Regions from separate parts of the Mus musculus genome. Here regions 1 and 3 are each linked to region 2. The links are chromatin loops, found by intact Hi-C in ENCODE. Cell type or tissue: heart. All regions are shown on one strand.

Region 1 (2,500 bases), 160 kb after region 2:
TTCTGTTGCATGTCTTTCCCACGTTAATTGTTTTGAATGTGTATGTCTCTGTGTATAGGTGTGCACATGGGATGAGTGCCCATGGTAGCCAGAAGGAAGTGTTGGCTGGACCCATTGGAACTGGACTTACAGTTTTCTGACTTGAGTGTTGGGACCCGAACTTGGGTCCCCTGGAAGATCATCAGCAAGTGCTTTTATCTGCTGGGCTATCTCCCAGTCCCACATCATGAGTCTCTTGATGACAAGATTAAAGTTTTTAATTTTTTTTATATCAGCAGAAACTTGCTGAGGACCTGTTACACCACAAATGTTGAATACAATTTTATTCTTTGGGCTGAGTCCAATTGGGCAGGAAGTTTGAACATCATTTTTATTGTTTATTTATTTGTTTGTTTATTTATTTATTTATTTGGTGAAAGGGCCCATGATTTCTTTCAGCATGAGTTGTAGCTTGTTTCTTTTTTCTTCAGAAAATGGAAAAAATAAAAAAAAAAGCCCCACAGGATAGGGTAGTTGATGGGCTCCCTTGGAGATGGTTGCTATGTCGAATTGCAGGTCTTTAGCTAAGTCTCTCAGGGACACAGAGACTGAATTCTCAAGTGACAGATGGCTGTCTGCATGTGGCACTTTCCAGACATCAGAATTCCTCTGAACCATGGGTGATTTTCAATTTAAGACTTAGGTTTTAGGCTCCATGGAAAATCTGAATAGTAAGGCTACAGTGTGCATTTGTACTTATTTTATTATGCAGTGGACTCTCCCGCCCCGTCTTGAAAAACTGATTAATTATCTCGAAGACTCTGTGTGTGTGTGTGTGTGTGTGTGTGTGTGTGTGTGATTTACAGGTTTTGTAGATATTAGCAAAAAAAAAAAAAAAAAAAAAAGCATAAAATTGACGTAATCATTCTCCTTAGCCCAAGCTGGGCTCAATAGGAACCACTCATGAGCCTTGCGAAGCCCAGAATGTGTAGATGAAATGAGCAGATGTGTATTTGTAGAACCGTGGTAGTAGCTTATGGGTGGGTGGGAAAGAGATTGGTTCCAAAATCCTTTCAAATACAAGAACTTTGTTCTCACTAGACTCTAAGCAACAAGTTGCAATTGAAAAAGATGAACAGATTGGTCAGCTAAGTGCCTACAGGAAAAGCCTTTGGGTGGATTTCTTGAGATCTGCCGTCCCATGGCTAATTTTGGGTCCCTTACTTCCTTTTCACTTCACAAAACCTCCTCTGGCTTCTCAAAGGAGTTCTAAGCGTCAGTTTCCCCAATGCTAGACAGTGAGGGATCTGGGTTCATCAGCACGGAACCCTCAGCCTCCTTCCTCTAGGAGCTTGGGATCCCGGGAGGGCGCCCTTGAAGCCAGGAAGAGGGATCACAGATGGCGGAGGGCGCAGCCGAGGCGAAGAGTGAGCAATGCTGGCAGTGGGGGCTGCAATCGTGGGTGGCTTCGCCCTGCCGCTCCCGGGCCGAGGTGCGGGCCCCAGAGTCTGAAAGGCCGCCCCTGTCGGCCCTCCCCCGGGCGGGGCTAGCCCCGATGGCGCTGACTCAGCAACGCGAGGGGGGAGTTTTGTCCCTCCGCGGACCCCGTTTCTCTCGGCCACCATTGAGCGGGTTTCCTTCTTCCGGCGCTTAGGGTGCGAGAACCAGGTCCGGCCAGCTAGGCAGCGGACTGTAGTGTAACCCCAGAGCTCACCTGAAAACCCTGAAAACTAACGTTTCCTCCACGAAGCAGTTTGGGCGCCATGAACAACGCAGGTGAGGCACCGCTGGTACCACGAGTGTTTTCCCGGGTCCTCTCCCGGGCTCGGCGGACCCGTGAGGCCCGGCGGCGTGAAAGGCCGTGGGATGGGATGGGGGTGGGTGGGGAGGGGGGGACGGACCTAGGCGAGGGCCGGGATGTAGCCCTCCGGGAGGGTGGGAGAGCACCAGGAGAGAGACGACATCACGCGGGGAGGATGCCGGGAGAGGGCTTTCTGGTACAGCACTCTGCAGGATGCTCTTGCGAAGTTAAATCTAGGATCTACGGTGACCCTATCCTAAAGCTGTCCCCGTCAGCCTCTTTGGGAGGGGATATAATTATAATGGCGTTTGATCTTCCCACAGGACTAAATTCGGAGAAGGTATCTGCTTTGATCCAGAAACTAAATTCTGACCCTCAGTTCGTACTTGCCCAGAATGTCGGGACCACCCACGATCTGCTGGACATATGTCTGAGGAGGGCCACGGTCCAGGGTGCTCAGCATGTGTTTCAACACGTTGTGCCTCAGGAAGGCAAGCCAGTCACCAACCAGAAGAGCTCTGGTGAGGTCTACGACTTCTTGCCTACTTTATTGACAGCAGCACATTTTGTTGTCCTAAAAATGGCCCTGGGATAACAGAGCTTTGTAGCATTGACAGAACTTGTAGTAAGCCAGAGAATAGGCACTAGAAAAGGGCAGGCCCAAGAACATCACCTGTGTGGTGGCTTCAGTGTTCTGTGGCCTATTAGCATTTAGTTTGT
Region 2 (2,500 bases):
GCATCCTGCGTCACTTTTTCTGCATCACAGACATTAGCCTTCACATAAAGGGAAGGCTGTGGCTCTGTGGCTCTGACTTGGTATAACATTTTCTATCTTTAAATTTTCATGATATCTGGAAAGATGCTCTCTTCTAGATCAAATCAATTAATTCTGAAACAGCTACTTGTTTGATAGGCATTGGAAAATATTTTATCATTAATACAGCAAGATGCTCCCACATAGTAAATTCCTTAAACATTTTTTAGATGTATTTTATGTATATGTGTGTTTTGCCTGCATGTACCTATGTGCACCACATGTGTGGAGTGCCCACAAAGGTCAGGCATCCGATTCTCTGGCACTGAACCAGAAGTACCTGAGAGCCGGCATGTTCCCAGCATGTTGGTGTTGGGAACTGACCCTGAAACCTCTGGAAGAGGAGCCAGTGTTCCTAACTGCTGAACTAGCTCTGTATTCCCCCACATAGCAAACTCTTACAAAGTAAAGGAATGAATAGAAATGAAGTCAATTTCTTGTTACTCACAAGAACCAATGATCAGTTAACCACTCACTGTGTAATTGTAAGAGCACTTACTAAATGGGGTCAGAAAGAAGAGCAATCCCTAAGTCCATCCAAACAGCCTTTTATGCAGAATATGAAAAGCCAACTTCCAGTCCAGCTGGAATTGCAGAGACTCTTGAATAACCCAAACAATCCTTAAGAAGAACAGTGTCAAAAGACTTATAAATCACAGTTATAGCAAAAACAGTACAACAGCAAAAGACCAGCTGTAACCCCGTGAGATTATGTCTGGACATAAGCCCATACTTCTGTGTTCAATTGCTTTCTGAAAGGACATCAAGACCATCCAATGAGGAAAAACTCACATTTTTGACAAAAAAAACATCTAGATCCCTGCCCTCCCATGAAACTAAGCTCCTGTCTCACACTGTATACAAAACGAACTTAAACAATATTAAGAGCTAAAGCCATAAAACTCTGACAAGAAAAACAGAATCTTAATATGCCAACAAATCATGAGGAAGAGACCTGAATTCCATCCCAGGCCCACATGGTGGGAGGAGAGCACTGACGCCCACAGGCTGTGCTCTTGTTTCCACAAGTGGCGCATGCTCACTTCCACCTCCAAATAAACGTAATTCTTAAAAGTTAAAACATTAGCCTATAGGATGGGAGCTGGAACTATTTGTAAGTCATGAACATGAAAAGGATTTAATATGTGGACTATATAGAAAACTAACAATCCAATTGGTTAAAAAAATTTAATTTCATTCTTACTTTATGTGTGTGGATGCTGTTTTGCCTGCATGCATGTGTATGTATGTGCAGTATCTAATGAGGCCAGTAGAGGGCACTGGACCTCCTAAGATTGGAGTTACAGATGTTTGGTTATTAGCCATCATGTGAGTTCTAGGAATTGAACCTGGATCCTTTGGAAAAGTGACTAGAGCTCTTAACCATCTCTCCAGCATCCCAATTAAAAATTTAAAATTAACATTGTGTGTGCATCCATGTCATGGTAAACTTGTAGAAGTTGTTTCTTTCTTTTCACTACGTGTGTTTTGGGGACTAAACTCAGGTCCTAAAGCTTGGCAGAAAGCACCTGTACCCTCTGAGACAGCCTGCTGGCCCAAACCTAATTGTAAAGTGGACAGAAGATCTGGATAGATAACTTCTTCAAAGAAGCCATACAAATAACCAGCAAGCACATACAAAGTCAGTCAAATGTCATTAGCCATTGAAGAAATGAAAATGAAAACCACAGCGAGATGATGTTACATCTGATAGGATACGCAAATTAGAATCACAGGCATTTCTGAGCATACAGAGAAGATGGAGTCCTTGAATGCAGCTGATAGGTGTAAGATGGTAGAGATGCTACAGAAGAGCTTGGTGGTTCTTCAGAGCATTAAAAATGGAAATAAAGTAATATTCAGTAATAATATCCAGTAATGCCGCTCCTAGGTCTCTACCTAGACAGAGTGAAAACTCAGGCCTAACAAAACTATATACTTTTGTCTATCAACATATAAGTTGATAAACAAAAGATGCTATATATAACGGAATAATATTTTGTTCTAAAGGTATGTGATATGTGCTATAAAATGGATAAACTTCAAAAAATTATGTTAACATAAGAAGTTAGATACAGAGCTGGGCGTGGTGGTGCACACCTTTGATACCAGCACTCGGGAGGCAGAGGCAGGTGGATTTCTGAGTTCGAGGCTAGCCTGGTCTACAAAGTGAGTTCCAGGACAGCCAGGGCTACACAGAGAAACCCTGTCTCAAAAAAGGGGGAAAAAAAAAAGAAAAGAAATTAGATACAAAAGGATTAACAGGTAAGTTTACTTAGGAGATATTTAGAATGGGCAAATTCCTAGAGACAGAAGCAGCAGTTGCCAGGGGCTGTGGGGAGAGAGAACAGGGAGTCGCTCACTGCTTGACTGGTACAGGTGCAGTCTGAGGTAATGAAAACAATTAGAAGTAGACTTGTAG
Region 3 (2,500 bases), 110 kb after region 2:
CTCCTCACAGAACCAGGTCCATTTGCCCATTGCACTGTATACCAAATTCGAAAATGACTAGTTTTGCAAAAGGAAATTATTGGCAAGGCAGCCAAGCTCTTGAACTCAGATCTCAAATCCCGTGGGATGGGATTTGGGGCATTTTGTGACCTCAGGTGTTGGGAAAGGTAAATGGAGGTTAACCAAGGACTGATAGATACCGGAACTACAAGCAGGTCGCTTCCTGGTTTATCATTTATCCCTTTGCAAAGTTCACAGCTTAGGGAGTCTATAACTTTCCTTCTGGAGGTTTTCCCCCCTCCTTCTTTCAAAATCGACACAATGGTTGGCAAGACTATTGTTTATTCAGGAAACAGCTAACAGGATGGGGCAGGCCTGTCTGTAAAGATTCAGGCAAACTGCTGCCAGCCACAGGAACCTTCAGGCCAGCAGGAGGAGGACTCCCTCACCTCTGATGGCCCCATAATTCATCAGCCCTTGGCAGTGAAGTAGCTGCTGGGGTCTTTGGCCCTTGAATGAACCCTCGACCCCCACAGGAAGCCCCTCCCTTGTTAGTCTTGGGGCGGGTACTTCCCTTTGGAACCCCTGGCCTCCTTTTCCTCTCCCTTTCAAACCTCTGTACTGGAGCCAGTGGGGGCTAAAGCCAGGACCCGTGGGGCTTGATGCTTCTAATGGAGAGGCCCCTTTAAGGAAAAGAGTACCAGATTCCAAACATTTAGTGATTAATGGCGAGGGCCTTTAAAGAGGTCTGTGCAAATGATAGTACCTGAAGCTGAGGCTCCATTAGCTTGCGCCAGTCAGTTCTGAGGCCGGACCACTGAGAAGGAAAGTAGACTTTGCAGGTGAGGCAGTTGGTGGACCGTCTTGTTTGGGGGTGCCACCACCACTTCCTCTCCCTTTTTGGATGAGGAAGTCTTAGAATTCTCTTTCCATTTCAGTCATCCACACGGATAATAGAAGGCATTGTCCTAAGGGACTCATGTCATCCTGCATTGCTCTCTCTGTATCCCAGCCTCTTCCCCCTCAAGTCCCCATCTTTCCTTCCCCATCTCCTTCCCACTTATCCCTTCCCCGCTGGATCAGAGTAGGCCAGTCCTGTCAGTAACTGGCCTGTGAGGATGGATCTCAACCCTAGCTCCAGAACATTGTGGGTGCGAAGTGACCCCTAGTGGTCACTCACAAAGGTCACCTACTTTGGTTCTTAACCTTGTCTTCAAATGCAGGAAGAGTATGGAGACTGGAGCAGGTTTGGAGTTTGAAGCTAGTCTGAGTTACATAGCGAGATCCTGTGTCAACGATAAGATAAAGGGACCAGGGAGATGCATGGGTGGGTGAAGGGCTTGATACACAACTGTGAGGGCCTAAGTCTAGATTCCAGTGCCCAGGTCAAAACCAGATGTGTCAGAGTGCACCCAAGGGATGTGTGGGGTGAGGAGAAAGGTATATCTGGGGGCTCGTTGACCAGCTAATCTAGCCAAAATTGTGAGCTCTAGATTCATTAAGAAATGCTGACTCAAAAAACAGGGCAAAGCTTGGTGTAGTGATACACGCATTTCATCCCAGTCCTGGGGAGTCAGACACAGATGGGTCTTTATGAGTTAGAGGTCAGCCTGGTCTATACAGTGAGTTCTAGGCCAGCCATGGCTACATAGGGAGACCTTATCTTAAAAACGAAACAAAGTAACAGGTGAAGTGTAACAGAGAAAGATACCAGATATTGACACATAGTCTCAACACATGCACGTACATGTGTATGCATACAAGCATATATCACAGACACACACATACACACAGAGGGGAAAAAGATAAAATCAGAATGGCACCGTTACTACTATGCTATGAACTGGAGGGAGGAGATTTGGTCAGGGCACAGATATCTTGGGAACATGTATAGTTGGGTTTCTGGGTTACCAGTATTTTTGTTTTCTGGTCTGGTTTTGCTGTTTTTTTGTTTTTATATTGGAGATAAAACCTAGACTTTATGCATGCTAGGGGAGCAATCGATCCACCAGGGAGCCACGCCCTTTCTTAGTTTTGTCCTCTTTAACTCAAGGCCCATTAAACCTACCATCCTTGCCTGTGAAATGGCAACTACCATGGATACCTTTTAAGTGGAAGCAAGGAAGGAATGGGTCAGCAAGAGACAGGTACCCAGTAAAAGCCAGTTCTCAGCCACACTTCAGATTCAAAATTCATAGAGGGAAAGAGGAAGAAAGTGATGGGATGGATGGGAGGAACTGATTTTGGTTTTGGTATAGTAAACTGGAGGGTAAGATGATGTCTAAGTCTGTTCATCTCAGGTTGAGAGGCCATCTCCGTAGGAAAATGTACATACCACACCACACACACACACACACACACACGCACACATGTTGTTGTTAGTTATTTAATAACTATTAGTTCTTAGTGTGACCCATCGAGCCCCCCAATAACTCAGGCAGAGTCTTATCAACTTATTTAATCAGCTTTAGCAGAGTTACTGAGTGGTGATTACCCCTAA

What was found. Peaks named below come from ENCODE experiments on the same cell type or tissue, not always from the same donor. Only the 100,000 strongest peaks of a DNase experiment are listed, where the experiment ranks them.
Region 1: it touches region 2 in a loop (2.3-fold over the local background); 7 of 42 quality-filtered maps call a loop at or near these places.
Region 3: a loop joins it to region 2, with 8 times the contacts of the local background. A loop is called at or near these places in 31 of 42 quality-filtered maps.

Annotation. Positions count from the first base shown.
Region 1 is chr11:76,944,139-76,946,638 of GRCm38, forward strand. It overlaps Blmh (bleomycin hydrolase), which reads left to right and starts at 1,518. Exons shown (of 12, transcript NM_178645.4): 1 at 1,518-1,755; 2 at 2,104-2,301. The coding sequence starts at 1,743. In heart, no CTCF peak of the experiment used is centred here; a DNase peak (open chromatin) is centred at 1,543; H3K4me3 peaks cover 1,627 bases; H3K27ac peaks cover 1,433 bases.
Region 2 is chr11:76,788,118-76,790,617 of GRCm38, forward strand. The region is part of intron 17 of Cpd (carboxypeptidase D); the gene reads right to left. Among named protein-coding and RNA genes, the nearest start is that of Gosr1, 26 kb to the left of the region's middle. In heart, a CTCF peak has its summit at 1,339 (motif pointing right); no DNase peak of the experiment used is centred here.
Region 3 is chr11:76,893,303-76,895,802 of GRCm38, forward strand. It overlaps a transcript of Tmigd1 not described here. Among named protein-coding and RNA genes, the nearest start is that of Tmigd1, 7.6 kb to the right of the region's middle. In heart, CTCF peaks have their summits at 410 (motif pointing right) and 1,172 (motif pointing left); DNase peaks (open chromatin) are centred at 449 and 1,109; H3K27ac peaks cover 987 bases.